Regions from separate parts of the Homo sapiens genome. Here region 2 is linked to region 1. A link is a loop called in an ENCODE intact Hi-C map of the cell type or tissue named here. Cell type or tissue: PC-9. All regions are shown on one strand. Links, peaks and the distances in the headings refer to the core of each region. The heading gives the core; the rest is flanking DNA.

Evidence for each region. Hi-C counts contacts between places; a loop is a spot of excess contacts. Peaks named below come from ENCODE experiments on the same cell type or tissue, not always from the same donor. Only the 100,000 strongest peaks of a DNase experiment are listed, where the experiment ranks them.
Region 2: it touches region 1 in a loop (7-fold over the local background); 2 of 110 quality-filtered maps call a loop at or near these places.

What each region holds. Positions count from the first base shown.
Region 1 is chr3:169,548,896-169,559,056 of GRCh38, forward strand. All of the region lies in intron 1 of MECOM (MDS1 and EVI1 complex locus), which reads right to left. Among named protein-coding and RNA genes, the nearest start is that of MECOM-AS1, 110 kb to the left of the region's middle. In PC-9, for the core only: no CTCF peak of the experiment used is centred there; no DNase peak of the experiment used is centred there.
Region 2 is chr3:169,474,250-169,484,410 of GRCh38, forward strand. The region is part of intron 1 of MECOM (MDS1 and EVI1 complex locus); the gene reads right to left. It overlaps MECOM-AS1 (MECOM antisense RNA 1), which reads left to right. Exons shown (of 5, transcript NR_134932.1): 5 at 2,637-2,803. It also overlaps the pseudogene RPL22P1. Among named protein-coding and RNA genes, the nearest start is that of MECOM-AS1, 31 kb to the left of the region's middle. RefSeq lists an enhancer at 8,306-8,806. In PC-9, for the core only: no CTCF peak of the experiment used is centred there; a DNase peak (open chromatin) is centred at 4,852.

The DNA of each region.
Region 1 (10,161 bases), core at 1,033-9,032:
TGATACCTAGAGAGCTTAAATAACGTGGGTATTCCATAACTGGGCCATAAACACGTAAAACTGACATTTGTCTCTCTTTTTTTTTTTTTTTTTTTTGAGACGAAGTCTCACTCTGTTGCCTAAGCTGGAGTGCAGTGGCACGATCTCAGCTCACTGCAACCTCCGCCTCCCGGGTTCAAGTGATTCTCCTGCCTCAGCCTCCCGAGTAGCTGGGACTACAGGCGCATGCCACCACACCCAGCTAATTATTGTATTTTTAGTAGACAGGGTTACACCATGTTGGCCAGGCTGGTCTCAAACTCCTGACCTCAGGTAATCCACCCACCTTGGCCTCCCAAAGTGCTGGGATTACAGGTGTGAGTCACCGTGCCCGGCCGACACTTGTCTCTGTATAACTTCCCACTCCCACTTAAAAGAAAGGATTCAGGAGTGACCAAGAAACTTGAACGTGGTTGTTGATGTTTATTTGACCAAACAGCATTAAAGAGAGAGTTTCACTGTAAGTAAAGAAAAAAAAAAAAAAGCTTTCTGGACTTAAATCTGATTACAACACATTTTAAATCCACTGAAACTTATCCTGATACCAAAAGACAAGCTTTGCCTATGCCAGTTCTCAAAGCTTTGAAACCCTAGTCATGAAGCAGCAGGTGTGGACTGCCTTAGATTGTTCTGGGGGATAAACCACACTCCCCCAGTGCCACAGCTTGCCCAGGATTTTCCCTGTGTCCTCGATTCTTCATCTGCCTGAGGCCCACCTTCTTGGAGAAGGGACAGCACAGAAAAGATTACATGTCATTTTTTAAGGCCAAGTAAGGCCTAGTAGTTCAAATTAAAACCCAGATTTTCAGCATAGCTTTTCTGAAATAAGTGTTCCTGTGAGAATCACTAGCTCCTACATTGTTGCCTTGACCCTCATAGGCTTATGAGTGAGGAAGTCCTCTGGGATGTGGCGCTGTCCAGAAGCGGATTCAAAACTAATGTAAGAAATAGCTTTGACCTTTAGAGAGCTTGAAATCTAGTGGGCAGACACAGCAGTCTATTAGAAAGCAATTACAATTTAATCCTCACCATTCTGGCGCAACCTCTATCAGGAAAGGTGAGAAATCTCCATACGGATTGGAAAGATAAGGGGAAAATAAGGAGGAAAGGCTAGCTTGAGTTAGACTTTGAATGATGAGGAAGGGGATTTGAAGGATGAGGAGGGAAGGAATTAGGGTAAAGGAAGATAACTGTCATTGAAGAGAAAGTCATAAAAATTATTACAGTTATTACAGTTTCTTTGGCAGGCAGAGAAGGAAGGAAAAGTTGAACAAAACGAGCAAATGCAAAGTTATGTCTACTGGGTCTTTTTCCAGGCCAAGATACCCCATTCACATCCTGTACTTAACTCACTTCCACCTGGACAGGCTCCTGAAAGGTTAAAGGCTCATTTTACTCTCCACAAATACATTTGCCTAATTTTTACAGCCATTTACACAGCAGGTAAACAAACTTCTTGATCCAAGATGAAAACGTAATTGTCACCCATTTCAGTGAAGAAGTGAAAACAGTGGTTGAAAGTTACCAGCAGAGCATGAATATGAGAGCTTCTAGTGAAGTAACAGAACCAGGCTACGCCACAAGGAACTCAAGAGGTGTGCTGGTAAATTTCAGTGTTCTACATAAGAAAGCATTACCTGCTTGTGCTTAAGAAATATGCATTTCAGTGGGCAGCAACAGAACAAAATCCTTCAAAGTTTGTTTCTTCAACTAGACATCTGTGGATACAATTATATATACGATTTGCCACAGCTCACAAAATTTTATGATTACCTAGACCCCAAACCAAAGCAAGGTGGTAATTCTGTGAAAATGAAAGTTTCCATCAGATTTCTGTCATGGAAAACAAATGTGGTCTTTATAAATGAGAGACAGGTTCCCTTTCCTTTTTTTTTTTTTTTTTTTTTGAGACGGAGTCTCGCTCTGTCGCCCAGGCTGGAGTGCAGTGGCGGGATCTCGGCTCACTGCAAGCTCCGCCTCCCGGGTTCACGCCATTCTCCTGCCTCAGCCTCCCAAGTAGCTGGGACTACAGGCGCCCGCCACTACGCCCGGCTAATTTTTTGTATTTTTAGTAGAGACGGGGTTTCACCGTTTTAGCCGGGATGGTCTCGATCTCCTGACCTCGTGATCCGCCCGCCTCGGCCTCCCAAAGTGCTGCCCTTTCCTTTTTAAGTGATGTCTGTGGTGGAGAGGAAAGCCACTGTCAGTCATGAAACGAGTTGACAATTGATTACACCTAAATAATCCACTGACTTGAGAGTCTCTTGATCCTGTATATCCTGGCTTCCTATCTGCTGTCTACTTCTATGTGCACCATCCATCCAGCCCTCCAGGTCTTAACACATCTAGTACCCCATTAAGAGTCTTTCCTAAATGTCCAGTGGTGATATCCAAAAGAGAAGACAAGTAATAAAAGAAGAAAACAAATATCTACACTTTAAAAAAAAAAAAAGTCAACTTGAAATGCCAAAAATTCTCATCCACTCCTCAGAATCAGAAACTATGTTTCATTTGTCTTGGTTTACGCAGTGCCCATCACAGGGGCTGAGACAAATACTCTGAAGTGTTTGTGAACAACTGAGAGTCTTTTCTAGGAATATTGGAATCAAATGACTTCTCTTTCATTTCCAATCAAGCAAGGTCAAATTAATATTCAAATATTGTACCTTAAATATTTGGGAATGATGCAGCTCACTTTTCAAGACACTTTGGCACTTTTTCAAAAAGTTAAATATAGAGTTACTATGTTACCCAACAATTTCACAGCTAGGTCCACAGCTAGCAGAACTGAAAACATATGCCCACATAAAACTTGTTCACAAATATTCACAGCACTATTATTTATAATAGCTAGAAAATGGAAACAATACAAATGTCACTCAATGAATAATGAATAAACAAAATGTGGTATATCCATGCAATGGAAAATTATTCAGCCATAAAAAGGAATAGAGTTCTGACACATGCTGCAATATGGATGAATCTTGAAAGCATTAGGCTTTCAAGTAAAAGAGACCCAAAATGCTACATACTGTGTGATTGCATTTATCTGAAATGTCCAGAATAGGCAAATCCACTGGGACAGAAAGTAGATTAGGGAGGGATAATGAGAAGTAACTGCTAACAGGTAAAGGCTTCTTTTTAGGAGATGAAAATGTTCTGGAATCAGACAGTGGTAATGCTTATACAACTTTGTGAATATACTAAAAACCATGAAATTGTATACTTTAAAAAGGTATTTTATGGTATGTCAATTATATCACAATAAAAAGAAATTTGAGAAACCTCTTGGTGAAGAAATCGTAGTCAGGATTTATGTTTAGTTCTTCAGGTGTGATGAAAACTATTAATAGTCTATGCATTCTTTTTTTCTTTGTCAATAGATATTTTGATAACATCATCAAAATTCTTATACCTACAAAAGCCCTTTGGCCATTTATTATATAATTAATCACTTTAAAATAGCAAGAGTAATAATAATAATAGCAACTAACATTTATTGAATACTTACTATACATTGGTCACTGTTCTAAATTCTTTGCATGTATTAACTCCTAAAAGAGTTAAAAGAACAACTCTATAAGGTGAGTACTATTCTTCTCTCTATTTAATATAGGAGGAAACTGAGGCACAGAGAGCTTACCACAGTCACACAGCTAGTTAGTGGTGGAGCCAGGATCCAAGCCGACACAGCCTGGTCCAAAGCTGACACTCTTAACCACCATTCAATCCACCTTTAATGCAAATAGGAAAAGGGTTAGTGTTGTAGAAAGAGTGCTGGGTGAGTCACTGCAGGCCCAAATCCAGAGACTGGTCTATGTTTTGCCACTTGCAAGCTCTGTAAGACCAGTATTTCCTTCTAGCCTGCTCCTCCTGATTTTTAAAGTGAGGAAGTGGGGCGGTGCCATCCCTAAGTCCCCAGTCACTTTGAATCTCCATGATTCTGTAACTAAATCATGATACAGCAAGCAAACCAAAAAAATGCCAAGGTAAATATCCTATCATTAGTGTGTTGTGCACATCAGAAACCTTAAACTTATAATATTTTATAGACAACAAGTAGGAATTTTAGGATTAAATAACTGAAATGACCTCAGAGGTTAAAGGACAAGGTCAGCTACCAGGTACTTTTTTCAAAGACAAAAAAAAAAAGAAAATTCTGTTCATTCTACCTTAGACTCAAGAAATCATTCCTTACATGATTTTTTTCCTGAAATGCAATTTCATGATATCTCATTCAATCCTCAACAAATAAATATCAAAATCCTCCTATGTGCCAGGCATTTTTGAGGCATTAAGAATAGAATTTTTAAAAAATAAAGCATAAAAAAGGGGGGTTCTGTTCATTTTAGAAGGGGATAATAAGCAAATCAATAAACATGATAATTTCAGATAGTGATAAGTGCTAAAAAAAGAAAATAAAGCAGGATGGTATGATAGTAATTGGTTGCTTTAGTATCTGCTAAAACTGAAGCTACTGTACAGCAGAAATTTTTGTCTATTTTGCTCATTATGTCCCAAGTACCTATAAGAGCATTTGAATGAATTAGCAAGAGATAAGTAAATGGCACTCTTTACATTGTGGCAGGGACTGCTAGCTAATCACTAAGTCAGTTTCTACCTTTTCCTGGGCTCATAGGTAGATTATATGTATTAGCTTGCCACAATTTCCATTACAAAATACTTCACATGGGGTGGCTTAAACAACAGAAATTTATTTTCTCACAGTTCCAGATGCTAGAAGTCCAGGATGAAGGTGTTCGCAGGTTTGGTGTCTCCTGCGGCCTCTCTTATTGGCTTGCAGATGATCACTTTCTCTCTGTGTCCTCATGTGGTCTATTCTCTGTGTGTACACACATCTCTGGTGTCTCTCTCTATGTGTCCTAATTGTCTTTTCTTATAAGGACATCAGTCAGATCGGATTAAGGTCCACCCTAATGGCCTCTTTTTAGCTTAATTCCCTCTTTAAAGGCCTATCTCCAAATACAGTCATATTCTGAGAGTACTGGAGGTTACGGCTTCAATATATGAATTTGGCCAGGGTTGCTGGGGAGGGCGGGGAGGGTCACAATTCAGTCCTAACACTACATTTCCCAGCCTCCCTTGCATTTAGGTGGAAAGCAGTCATAAGGCTACAGCCAGTGGCATCTGAATAGAAGAAATGTGTGCCACTTCCTGGCCAGCTCCATAGAAACCTCATGGCCTTCCATGCTGTTTCCCCATCTGCTGGCAGGATATTGACCCCCGTGATGATGTTAGAAGCCTCATGGTAAAAGTGACAAAGCCTGGGTCCCTGAAAATAGTGGGGCAGAACTTACAACTGTACCATTGACAGAGGCCTACATCAGACCACTATATGAGGGAAAAAATGAACACGTGCTGAGATTTGCTTATTACAGCAGTTCGCCTACATTAAACAACATCACTTCAATTATGCCTTCAGAGCTCCTAGTCTTCCCCAAAAGCTTTCTGTTATTCAAGTTAAAGAGTTTTCAATTTTTAAAAAAGATTTCCTCACAGGACTATGATTTCATTTTTTAAAGTCCTCTCTTCCTATTCTCTTTACTTTCAGCGTAAAATACAGGCAAAGTTATCCAAAACCAGGCAGAGGTCTTTTAGTGTAAGTTTTCACTGTTAAAGATTGGCACATCACAGATGAAAGTTAAAAATAATATATTACTTATCATGAGATAATGCAAGGACATAAAAACCAGAGATTCCCAATATTCTTAAACCCATAGTTTCAACCTCACAAAAACTAAGCCTGTATGGGCCAACTCAGGGTTGCCAGCTGCTGCTGTGGTTCATATACTAAAAATAACAGGGCACCAAGGAGCAGCTAGTCAGGCTGAATCTGGGCTGCAGTCCTCCCTGGACCAGGAACAACAAACAAGGTGAAGGAGGTAATAGGGGGTTGGGGGCACCAGTCTTCGCTGCAGTGATCCCGAGAGCAATGGGGAATCCAAAAATAAACATTGGTTGACTCCAGTGCCCTTGAACAAGTATGCAAGTCACTGAATAACAGAGCCAGCTAATCTAAATGCCAATCTAAACTTCTCCTGAGCTGCTAATGCAGGTGGCCAGATCTTTAACTTCTAAATAAGTTTACCAGAAGAGGTATGATGATTTTATGTCATTTATATTTCTAACAGATGCATCTGACCCATTCCAAAATATCTAAAATTTTCTTTTAGGGGCCCAGAAATATAATTCACAGCTTGAGTGATGAAATACAAGCAGCAGCCTGCCTATTTGTTCCTTCCTTCCTTCATGTCTTCATTCATTCATTCATTCAACATTATTATTTATACCTAATATGGGCCAGGCACTCTGCTAAGGACTAGGGATACATGGCTAGTAGAATCTAGTCTTTTCCCTCGGGGATTTCACAGTCTGAGAAGGAAAGCACATAGAAAAATGTGATAATTGTTATATAGGCATTTTGGCAAGGAAGGCAGAGAAGGAAATGGCCAGCCCCCCGCCAATGGAGAATAAAGATGAAAACAGAAATACTCCCAAGACCCCCAAATAAGTATCTATTACAGAGACTTCCTCTACACTTGGTTACAAAAGAAAGAAGCTTTAATCCAAACAGGGGTCTAACAATGTAAAATAATTGCACTGTAGGCCTAAAACCATGAAGGAAAAAATCAAGTCTCAAAGGAGAAAGGCCTGAACATCTTGAATGCCCAGCCTGACCTTGTCTGTGTCCTGTTCTCAGAAGGTGTCTCCCAAGTTTTCGAGGTACCATTTTTCTCTGGTTACCTCCAGCTCCCAAGAGTCTCACTAAAATACAAAACACATCCTTTAATATGGCCCTACTTCCTGGGCTCCTTAAACATACTTTAATACCTGTTGGAACATATCGTATAAAAGCAATTCATCACTTATCTTCTCCCAACACGCAGCCTGTGTCTTCACCCTGGCGGACTGGCATTTTAAAGTCAGTGGCATCTAAACGATCTCTGAAAACTGAGCTTTTTAAAACAAAATAAAATGGGGGACTAAGTCATGAACATCAGTGGTCTAAACCTTATGTACTTTTTGTTTTATTTCATATTTTAACTAGATTTACTTACAGCAAGCATCTTTTGTAGTTGAGAAAATGTGGATTGTAAGTGGAGTTCTTTTTGGTTAGTGAAATGACAAGTTCTTTAAACTCCTTTCAAAAGAGAGACCAGGTCTCAGATTGAGGATGTCATGTACAATAGTCTTTTCCCCTTGTAACTTTCCTTTGATGGCCAATTAAAGCTACTTATTCCTACAACAAGGACATGTATTTTGTGGGAACAGAACTGAAGCCAGCACCTTAATCTCATGTAATTCCACTGAATGACTTTATTTCCTCCCCAGGCTGACTCGGGGCTCCCACCAGTGGATGGTGGTGGTGGTAGTGATGTTTTGAATACGACCCTCTGATCTACTGGATTTGGGCTGAGAAAGATACTTGAATGACTTTGTTGAAGGTGAAGTAAAGGGGAACCAAATTTCTGTAATGAAATATTTCAAGCAGATCTTCATAATATCTTGAGTCATTGGGTAACTGAACAAAATTTACTGAAAGGGGTTGTGGTAGCCAGACTCTTAAGATAGCACCAGTGATCCCCACCTCCTGGTTGTCCCACCCCTGCGTCATCCCCTCCTACTGAGTGTGAGCTGGATTCAGTGACTCAATTCTAACAAGGAAAATAAAGAGAAGTGTCAGTGTGTGACCCAGAGACAAGGTCATAAAAAGCAGCATGTGTCCACACACATCACTCCCTTGAGGGGAGGCCAGCTGCCATGTCATGACAGCCCTATAGAGACACCCAAGTGGCAAGGAACTGAGGGCTTCTGTGAATGAGCTTGGAAGCATATGTTCCCCAGCCTTCACATGACGGTAGTCCCCAGCAATATCTGGATTGCAACCCTGGAAGAAACCCTACGCTACAACCACACTGTTATGCCAGCTCCCAGATTCCTGACCCGTAGAATCTAAAAAATAAAAAATAAAAAATTTTATTGTTTAAAGCTGTAAATTTAGGGAAAATTTGTCACACAGCAATAATTAGTACAGGGGCTAAAAGTATCCACTCCCAGGACATGGTGTAAGGAGTGCCAAGAATGTGCCCAGATCTACACAATTACAACCCCACCTCATTGCTCTCAGGCCGGAAATGCTGCAAGTCCTGTCTTAAATATGTATTCAATCACTCATAGAGTATACATTGGGTGCCCTCTGTGTACAGTCAGGGTACCTAATGTTACAGATAGCAAGGGAATGTGCCCCTTCTGAAATCCTATGTTCCCTCCCCTGAAGAATCAACCAGCTTTCCTGTCAAAAGCAGTTTTTAAGGCCACTAAAAACTGAAGCTAACCATTGAGCTGAGTCCAGGGCCTCCTATTAAAAGGAAAAAAAAGGGAACTTCATGGAATGTAGTCACCACCCCACCCTCATAGTTCCCCCTAAATTTAAATAGAAACACTTCACTCTACCCTCTTAAAATTAAGTATTCACACAAAGCAGACACTGGAGCATAAAATATCTTTTTACTTCACCAATTTGAACACCAGAGATTTGCCTTAAAGGGCCAGGCAACCTGAAGCTTTTCAACAAAAACAACTCGTGGAATACTGGAGGCAGATGATATTTCATCTTAAGCATCAGGTATATTGTCTACACCATCAGAGATTCTCAAAGGATTAGTACTAAATAGTGCCTATTATTATATTAATGATAAACCATTTGCATATCACTAACAAGTTTCACCCAGGTAGGGCTAATCCCTCAGTTTATTTTGTTTGTAGATCAGCCAACAGGTTCCTTATTCACTGTAGGCAAGGCAAGAAACACACTTTTTCTTCAACCTAGTTGGTTGGACCAAATGTTTACATATACACATTTATCCCCACCATTATAACCATCATGCAGCTTCTAGGACAATAATACTATTTCTTACATAAAAATATTAACTAGAAAGGCTTTCAATTAGCCAAATGTAATAACAAACAGATATGTACTTAAGGCTTGGCTACTGTGAAATGAAGTTATAAGCTAGTGAAATGAAGTCATAAGCTGGTCATACAAATACATATTTTTCAATAACAGGATTTTTTAAAAGATTTTTTAAAATAATTCATACCTTTGTTGATTCCACTTGTGCCATTTGCAATTTAACATCAGAAAATAATCATTCCAAATGGTTCTCCCTGCTATGATTCACCACGGTGAATGATTCTGCCACTCACAGCAAATCAGAGAATGGTTTGGAATGGCTTATTTTCCTGCTCCAATAAACTATGACTAGGCATTCAGCAGATTTTTCTTTTGTTTCTTATTATTTTGCAGAGTCGAGAAAAATATGAAAAATAAAAGAAATAACTGAATGGCCCACTGCTTTCAAAACGTATTTAGTCTTGCTCACTTATGTCAAATCTATTATAATTCACCTCCATCCTGCTGTTTTTCTAGTGTTTTCCATATCATGGAACCCTCACCAGTAGACGCCCATTCTCTTTCGGACCCCAAGGCATGGCTTACCTTTTCCTATAAAACTCTAAGTGCTCACTGCCAAAATAGATGTGTGTGATAAAATTAAAGTATTTCACTGGCCTTTGGTTCTGGAAATAATTGGCACAAATCTCCTTTGTTGCATTAATTGTATATCATTGTTTATCCAGCGAGTATCTCAGCACCCACTTAGCCATCTGGGCCTCAGCCCAGAAAACTGACTTACATGAAATAACAATGAGGCCTTTTGACAGTTTTCAATACACTGCTTTAATAATTTTTTCAATTGTATACTTTTCCTGATTCAGGAGTCTAAAATCAGTAACTACAAAGAAACAGCTGCTACAATTCTCTTTATCCTCCTACTCTCATCCTTAAGATTCCAGGAATCATCGGTCAGAAGTATTCAACTTACCAATGCTTAAACCTTTGGGAAAAAAGCATCTAGATTCCCTCTCAACCCCAGACATCTAGAAAAAAACAATAATGAATGATGATAGACCCAGTCAGAGAGAACTATCTTCTCATCATTTTTCATGCTAATGTATAAAGTTACTGATATTCTACAATCCTCTGTCTTCTCAAAGCATCTACACACACACACACTATACACACACACGCGCACACACACA
Region 2 (10,161 bases), core at 726-8,725, 75 kb before region 1:
ACTTCATTACTATCTTTGGTATTTTGTAAACGTCAGTTCCTGAAGTCCAGCCTTCCAGCCTAATGCTCCATACTAGAAAAAGCCACTTACCCAACACCCCTATCATTCTTTCCTTTTTTCAATATACGGTTTATTAATATAGATGTCAGTCTGTACTTACAACCCAACATAAAATATCCTTGAAAATGGAATGTCAACAGAATGGTAATATACCACCTTGGGTTGATGGGACAGTTTTATTGCAACAGCTTAATTTTTATCAATATTATATAAATTATATTGTTACAATCATATATATTTATGATTAGATATAAAGTAACTGCTTTTTCCCTAATGCTAAAAACTCTATTATGTGAAACCTTGGTGTTAAAAGCAGGGTTTGAGGTTGGCAGCCCATGTTTTGTGTAATAACTGCTAATCCTCCACCAAAGAAGAGAAATCATTTGGAAGATACAAAAACTCTGAGTTTTTTATGCTCTCTGAAACCTATGTCATCAATGTGGATTAATATTTGCCCCCAGAATGATTCTGCAGGTGAGAAGAGATAACTGATATATATTAGCTTAGTGTCTAGTACTTAACCACCCATTATGATGGTATCTAATCAATCTATATTGATATCTGTCTGCCTACCTCATAAAATCTGTAGGTAGATACTATTATCCCATATTACAGAATAGAATACTGAGGTTCGATAAAGTTACATGTATTACCCTAGATCTCATTGCTAGTAGGGGCCAAGCTGAGTTCCAATTTCAGTTTTTGTGATTCTTAAAGCCTGAACAACTCCTACTGTATTCTCCTCAGGCCAACAGTCTGAATTACTAACACAGCACGTAAACAATCAGAACAGAGTCCATGTATTTATTGGTAACAAATGCACATACAAATCACTTGAAATTCCTTTTAATGATAACATAGCATATAATTCTATAGGGGAAAAAAGACAATTTGTGCTCTTATTTGTTGCCAATGGTTGCACTTCATTCTGAAAGTCATTTAATATTGAAATAAGTATCTTTCATGATTATCCTAATATAACCATTTTAGTTCTAACCCTGACAAGCAGCAAACTTTGTCCCCTGGCCCAACTTTATCAAGACGGTTGAAGTGTTTTTTTAAGTTATTCCCATTTTGCTTCTGGAAAAACTGGGCACAGGATGTTTCATGACCTTCCTCTTATGCACCCTGGGACTGAATTTGATCACAGTGACAAGCCAAACTGAGAATTTCTAAGGCCAGGAATACGGGCTGCCCTTTCTTTTAATGGACACATGGATGAAATGGTAATGTTTCCTTAGCACATTAAAAATAGTGACTAAAAAGTCGAAGTTTTTTTTTTTTCCGAATCTAATAGCTGTCTTAAATCGGGTAGAAAAGAAAGACGCAATCATTCCTTAAATGCATATTTAAAATTCACCAAGCCAAAGCCAGTCTTGCCAGATTTTGTAATCCTTTCCATAGTCTTTGTAAAGTACCTAGCTTGCCAATTAAAAAAAAAGGGGGAGGAGGAGGGAAACCTCAAGTGGTTTTTAACCACCAATAACAAAAACGACAAAGGTATTTTGAAACATCAGTTGCTGCTAGTTAGGAGCTAGCATGGATGTCTCTGGCTCAAAGATAATTCTTGCTCATGTTGGGTTTTTTTTTATTGCAACAGTATAAAATCAGATAAAGATAAATAAAATGAAATGGAAGCACAGAGATATTTGCTCTAAATATGGCTAAAGTGAATTTGTGGCTTGATGCCACTTTTCGCAGCTTTGTTCTCCCTAATCTAATTATGCCTTGAAGTTGTCTGCATTTGAGAAATTAATACTTTGATGAAATATCTAGCCAGTTCCATAAGCAGCAGAGGGAGAGGAAAGGGAAACATATATATAGTATTAACTCTGCCAGCCTTCAACCACCACAAGACCTCCTGGGCACAACAGTGGCCCACTAATAAAATGAAATGATAGCATATGTGCTTTGTTTAATTTTGATGTCTTCATAATGTATTACACAATTAGATTGATTTGACAATTTCCATTATGCTTGATAAAATATTTATTGAGCCCTGAAGATGATAACTCTTATCTAACCACCATTTGTTCTACAGATGTGACATATTTAATATATAAGTAACATCACTCAGATCTATGTTCCAGTTAGCCCATTACATTTTATTTGCAGAGTACAGTGTAAAGTCATCAATAACGCTTTGATAGATCCCTGTCTGCCCGGTGCTTGACAGGTGCGGAGAGAGCTTGCTCACATTCAGCGGCAGGGGCACATCAATCATGGCCAAGAAATTTACTGTGTGAAATTGGCCTCATCTGTCTCAATGCTTGATGCAGATCGAGTTTGTTCTTCTGATAGAGGTGTCGTTAGTCACCTAAGCATGCCTCCCTTGGTACTCATGCTCTCTGCAAGTAATCTTTTTTTTCTCCCCCTTCTCCCCCTTCCCTTTACATATTTTTGTGAAATTAAAATCTCGCCCTCCTGTGACCCTAATCCACATATTCTTGGCCAAAACAGGAGCCAGGTGACCTTTGAGATTACCCTTGTGAAGCCTTGCAGGTTGAGTGGAAGAAGATGCTATTTTTTGTTGATGCTGTTCTTTTTTTTTTTCTTTTTCTCCCCTAACCTCACAGGCAACATGTTCCACTGATGAGAAAACCGGCAAAGACAGGTTAGGCAGAAGAAAAGAGAGATGAGACAACGGACTGTGCCAACAAACTAAAATTTTACCTGCTGCTATGGATAAAATAGCTTTCTTTTTAGAAATACTCATGTTAATAAACTCCTACATGCGACATAATATGTGCCTAGAGGTCTGGATAAGTAAGATGTGTGTGTGTGTGTGTGTGTGTGTATATATATATATATATATATATATATATATATATATATATATACACACACACACAATTTCATTTGCAATAGGAAGTCTTCACACTGCAAAGGTCTAGGTAGATTCCTAGTTAAATGGCATTTCAAATTAAGGCATCTACCCCTGTCAAAGGAGAACTCCAAATGGTAACTGGCTCCCACAACTTCGAAGTGCTGCTGAGACCCTCATCAGCTTTTATCTTTGCGCCCCGTCATTCTCCCATGGGCAAAGAATTGCACAAAAATCTTGGAGTAAACACAAACAAGTGCCAAAATGAAGACCATCAATGATCCAAATCCTTGCAAGGTATAAAAGAGAATTTTTTTCTGAGTCCCGAAGTCAAGATTGTTATAGGCTGCAGGATTTTTATGTGAGAATGGAATTGTAAGATTAATCTTTGGCCAAGAGCACTTCTCTGTTTCTTGCAAAGGATTAGCTGACTTAAACTAGAGGCTCTGCGTCCTGCTCCTGGAGCTGCAGTCAGCTGTTTTTCCTTTGTGGAGCTTCCTGATATGCCCAAACACCTTTCTTCTTAACCTTTGTAGTTATTTCAGTATTTACTTCATTCTAAATCCTTATGCAGACTTTTTTTTTGCTTTCCAAGGCAAACCTTGTAGATAGCCAATCTGTACTGTTTCCACCAAATTAATGTGAGAGCTTGTTTTAGCAACTGCAAAACAAAAGTGATACACGGCTTCAATAAGACATATTATCTTCAGAACCTGTAAAAGTTGAGACTATCTCTAGACAAAGCGCAAGCACAGGATAGTCCTACCACTGCAGTCAAAATACCACAGAAGCTACATGCCACAGCAGGATGCCTGTCGGATAGACAATTAAAGTGGCCCAGGAATGACATATCCCCTCTTGCCAACATAATTAAGGTGTATTATTTGTCAGGGAGGTCAACGGTGAACAAATGTCCTAGCAAACTGAGAATGAAAGACAGGGAAGGAGCAGATAATGAAATTCAGGGATGACAAATGGCTCGGAGCCTGACACCGTGGCATCTGACAAAGAGAGACATCCAATGGCTCTGAAACTTTTCCTGGTGCTCTGGAAGGCTCTTGGATTTGGGGCATTTTTACATAAAGGATGTTGCATGTATCATTAATGTCATTCCATTTCCTTATAGAAAAGTATTAATATTGACAACTGTAGAAGAATGATATTGTCAAGGCAGAATTCAATATGCGGTATGGTTTTTGTCATGTGTACTCACTCTGCTGCTCCTTTGTGTCCTATCTACACTTGTTTTACAGCCACCTAGAGTAACCAGCCTATCTCCACTTTTCCCATTACTTGTTAATAGCTATTGTGCAGATAAAAATGCCTCAGAGTGACCTATAGGGACACCTCTGCCTTTGGCCAAGCACCCCCACAAGTGAGGGTACGAATACTTCCCAAGCTAAGCCAAGATTGAGTTATGTTCAGACAATAAGTATCACCAATTACTACCCTTCAGTTGTTCCCAGATACCAAAGGCTTAACCACCCACGGGAATAGCGACTGGTGCCTGCCACTTCCCTAAGGTTGTGTGTATTGTGCTAGGATATTTGATAGACTTGAGTATTATGGCTTAAAAAAACTATACAGGAGAAGGGATGCCAATTCCTAGGCTAAACCAGCTTCCTTTGTGAACAAATATCTGGGGGTGTTCCTCTGTGATAAAAACCATTTACGTCATTTTAGGCCCATTTTTAACCATACTGGGTCATTTTACAATTCAGAGAGCACAGATTAACCATACAGAGCCAGCAGTTATTGATGTGGAACACAGTAGGACTCCACAATCTTGTAATGCTACAATGATGTAGTCACTAATTTGTTTCTGCATCTAGCATTATTTATTCACCAAAATATTTGTTGATCACCTATTATGTACCAGGCATAGAACTGAATGGGAGGGCCACAGTAGTGATTCAGACAAACATAATCCCTGTCTTTACTAATACTGTAGCCAGAAAGACAGACATTAGCCAACATCTACCAAGATAACTAATTAGTCATAAATGTGATAAGTAGCAGGAGGAATGCTGGAAAAGCTTTTGACCAGCAAATCTAACATACGCTAGGGTCTCAGGCAGGAAGTGACACTTAAGGTGAGATATAAAGCAAGTAGGAATTCACATAGATAGGGATGTGAGTGTGTGTGTGTGTGTGTGTGTGCAAGAGACAGAGATGAGCAGCAACAAGAAGGAAAGGGAGGCGTCTAGGAACAGTATCTCAAGCAGAGGTAACAAAGACCCTAAGAAAGGAGAAAGTTTGGGTTGGTGGAGGAAAGAATGAAGCCCAGTGTGGCTGGAGCATAGACAGTGGAGGAGACGGTCACAAGGGTGAGGCTGGAAAGACAGGCAGGGCCAGACCATGCAAGGCTTTGAAGGCTCTTCTAAAGATTACGGCCTTCACATGCCTCTGCAATTAGAGAAAGCACTGGAAGTAAAGCCAAGCAGATATCAGCCAATGTGTCTGAGCAGTAAAGATATGGAGGTGAATGAAACGTCTCATTTTCAGATTTTCTCTTACCTAAAAAAAAAAAAAAAAAAAAAAAAATTTGCCTGATTCTCAGGCACAAATTTAGAAAGCAGACACATTTGGTGATATAACCACTAAAACTCATGCCTAATGTCTTCTAAATTTTATGGCCTTTTCCTTATAGGGACCTGAAAAGCTCTTGACAAGGCAGGAACGTGACTAATATAATTGAGCACATACTCTGTCCCAGGCACTGTGCCAGGCACCTTTAAAATCTCTTATTTTAATACTCACAAAAATGTTAAGACAAATTCCCCATTTTTTAACTGAAACAAATACAGAGTAAGTAAATTGTCCAATATCAGAAAACTACCAAGAGGCCTGAATGCTAATCCATCTGACTCCAGATTCGATGTACTTTCCACAGTGAAGACAATGGACTTTTTTCTACATTGATTCGCCTTTTGGTCAAAGTGGAGTCATCACTATTGGTATAAAAAAAGTATGATGATGGTTTTCTGTAGGTTGCCAAAGACTAACATATTGACATGTGAAGAATTCAAATATAATTGTGTTTTTTCAAGCAAGCTAGTGCTGTCTTCTTTTTATTTAATTGAAAGAGCTTCTTTATCACATATACTGTCCCATGAATACCTTCCATCCTAATCTCCACCTCAAAGCATTGGGCTCTACCTGCTAGCTTGCCTTCAACACTGCAATCTGAGTTCTTCAAGTACTACTGGAGTACTTCCCAGAAGTAGGAACAAAAGGATTTACAAGGTGTATACAGGTGGCTCGCTGGCCCTACACTGCTCTTCCTCCTTCTCATCTGCTCTCAGTCCACTGCTCCCCCAACCCCTTCCCCTGTGGCTGCCATTCCTCTCCTTCTCTTTCCCACTTTTTTTCTCATCTCTTTAGTCACTTTGCCCGTACCATTTATAATACCTCTTTACGTAAATAAGTTGGCCTTTTATATCACCAGCCATTTTTCCTTCCACTAGTCAAAGTATAGGATCCTTTAGTGTTCTCTGCTGTGTTTGTCCAAGCTGGTTGGTTGATGATAGGGCGACCTGGTAACCAATGAGGTGGGTGGTTTTTGTTCTTCAAAAAGGAGATGAAGGGAGATAAGCTGTTTCTGAGCCACATCCTAGAAGCCTGTGCTTTTCAGGAGGCTCCTCTCTGAAGATTAAGGGGCATATTTGTGGATGTGTGTTTTTTGCTGCTACTGTCTGCAGAGTGTCAAGGATCAACACATTAAAAGATGCCATTTTTCCTGGTGTTTCTGAGTTCTTGGGGCGGGGGGGCTTGTTTGTTATTTGTTGTTGTTTTGTTGAGTTTTGTTTTTGCTATCCTCATTAACAATACATGGCACAAAATCTTAAAACACGTTTCTGTACTTCACAAGTCAACAAAAAGAGAGTGTACATTTCTGTTTTAACCAGAAAAAGAATTAAACTTTATAAAAATAAATAACACCTGCCCCCCCAAAAAAGCAAATCATCACCCCAGGATGACAGAAAACATCGGTTAAAAAAACAAGTTAAGAAGTTTTTAAGCTGAACACAAATCTACTAATGTGTTAATCGGTCATGGACATTAGCCAATTCATGACTTTTAGCTGTATATCTTGGCATGTTAGGTTATGCTGGGTATTAAAAACAATTCTGAGACAATGTTGGGATTGGCAATTTTAAAAAAGCCTCAGCACTTTGGGAGGACGAGGCGGGTGGATCAATTGAGGTCAGGAATTCAAGACCAGCCTGGCCAACATGGTGAAATTCAGTCTCTACTAAAAATACAAAAATTAGCTGGACATTTTGGTACATGTCTATAGTCCCATCTACTTGGGAGCCCGAGGCAGGAGAATCGCTTGAACCTGGGAGGCAGGGGGTGCAGTAAGCCAAGATGGTGCCACTGCACTCCAGCCTGGGTGACAGAGCAAGACTCTATCTCAAATAAATAAATAAATACTTAAAAATAAAAAAAAAACTAAAAACTTTTCACAGTGTCTAGAATATAATTTGTCTATTCCACAAATAAATATATATTATTCCAGTGACAAATCTGTGTGTGTGTGTGTGTGTGTGTCCTCAACACACTTCACTAGCTTGTTGGACATTTCCCTAGACACAACAACCTCTGGTTTCTGTTAAGTAAAAAGAGAATGAACATTACTGCAATGACTGCTCCATGGTGAGGTGTTAGCTTTTCATCTACATGTATATGGAGCAAAAAGGTTTCATTCTTAATTACAAGTCATCATTTTAATACCATATCTCAAAGATCTGCCCCAACTGGAATTCCCACTGGGCACTGATAGTTTTCATTTGTTTCTTCTTTTTGTTATTGTTTGGTGGTGGGAAGAGAAATGTAAAGTACAACTCTTGAGATCATGTTCTGAATCAGGAATTTATAGACTGGAGGGAATATGCTATCTCTCTCCTTAAAAATTCAACTCTAACACTTCATGCATAGATATCAAGTACTTCATTACATTTCCAGTCACTGTGAAATAACAGTTTCTTTTACCTCCACCACGATCTTATTAGAGAAAAAAAAAGCAACTAAAAAAAAGGGGTCTAAATCTCACAGTCTGTACTTCCCTTACAGGCTGCTTACAAAGTTCTCATGATGAAACTAAGACACACTGGGGCGTGTACTCGCCTGTGTCATTCACCATGGGGAGGAGCACTGCAGAGCTCTGTTACAGGGGAGCTTAACCCACGTTCTTTTTTTTTTTTTTTTTTTTTGAGACGGAGTCTCGCTCTGTGGCCCAGGCTGGAATGCAGCGGTGCAATCCGGGCTCACTGTAAGCTCCACCTTCCGGGTTCAAGCCATTCTCCTGCCTCAGCCTCCCGAGTAGCTGGGACCTGTACAGGCGCCCGCCACCACGCCCGGCTAATTTTTTGTATATTTAGTAGAGACGGGGTGTCACCGTGTTAGCCAGAATGGTCTCGATCTCCTGACCTCGTGATCCGCCCGCCTCGGCCTCCCAAAGTGCTGGGATTACGGGCGTGAGCCACCGCGCCCGGCAACCCACCTTCTAACAAGATGAAGTCATGCATCGAGAAGTCAGTGCTCATTGTCTCCTTGGCAGTTCATCTTACTAAAAACCATCAGCTGGACTGAAGAAAGGAACTCATATTAACCTACTCTGAGCAGACTCTTGATTTTTTATTTCTGGTGAATAACACTGTGATATGTTACATGTTTTAGCTCTCAATGACCGAAACATTTAAAATTGATAGGCCTTTTAAATCTATGGCCACGAAGCAGGGACTTGCCAATATTTCTAATGGAAGTCTCCAAAAGTACATAACAATACATATATTGACTTCTTGTTTCAAGGAGTATCAAGATTAATTGTTCCTGTAAAGGTAAATAAATATTGACAGAGGTTTCACTTTGGTCCATATTTTCCACTTGGGTCAATAAATCTTGGTATTCACCTCAACTCGAATCAGTATCAGGTGATTATTAATTCATGGTATACTCGACTAGCAGCCAAAACTACAACTTAACATATAGAACACAGTCCTGCAGACCAATTTATGTTTAAATAAATACATGGAGTGAAAAACCATTGTTTTATTTTTATTTTTATTTTTTTTTTTTTTTTGCCCAGAAACCCGCATTTTATTGACAGTCATTTTCCCACAGAGAATCTTAGAAAGATGTCGCATTTTCTTTTAATGAATGAGAGAAGCCCACTTGTATCCCTGAATCATTGAGAAAAGCAACAGATACAACTGACAGTCACACTTTTTAAAATCAAACAGTCACTACCTTCAGCCCACACCTCCACACCCGCATCTGCCTCCCCAATGGCTGTCAGTTCGGTAAAGTCACCCTCTCCTTCTACTCTGGTATTACCACGAGAATTGAAATTTTTAAGCAGAAAAAAAAAGAAGTCAAGTTACAAATAAATGAGTGGCGAACCAAGGGAAGCCCTTTGACTATGATTTCCAATTTTCTGTTCAATCCACACTGCAGAGATACAAGGATAAACCACCATTTTGGTTCCCAAGTTTTATTCAAGAACTCATACAAAATTTTCCAGATAAATGAAATTTAATCCTCGTCTTCCTCCTCTTCTTCGTCCTGGTTAATCTGGAAGTAACGTAATTCGTAACTCTCTTTGCTGTTAGCAACTACGCGCAACCAGTCACGTAGATTATTCTTCTTCAAATATTTTTTGGTGAGATATTTCAAATACCTTTTGGAGAAAGGCACCTCGGATGTCACGGTGATCTTGCTCTTGCTCCTTTCGATGGTCACCACCCCTCCACCAAGGTTCCCAGCTTTTCCGTTCACTTTGATCCTTTCTTGCAAAAACTGCTCAAAATTGGCAGCATCCATGATTCTACAGGGTGGGTGCAATCAAGAGTGAACTTCAGAACTTGCTTCTTTTTTTTGCCCCCAAAACCATTGTTTTATATAACTAATGGAAAGTACAACCTATAGCTACCAGGCATTTAAAATAATCTATTGTTATTCTGTTATATTTCAATTTCTCTAGTAAACAAAAAGTGATTCTTTTTATCTCACAATTCAACATTTTGCTTTGCCCAATCCCATTACTGCTTGCACTTATTGATGAGCTTTGTAAATATGTGAATGTTTATAACAGAAAGAAAGGATGAAGAACAAAGGAAGGAGAAATTTTAAAAAGAAACAAAAGAGAAAAAAGAAAGAAAGAGGAGATAAAGAAGAGGGCTAAAGAAAATATTGGTTAGAAGAATTGAGAGACATAAAAAATATGGAAGGTAAAAGGTAACAAACTTAGGGAGAAAAAAATTTAAATATCACAG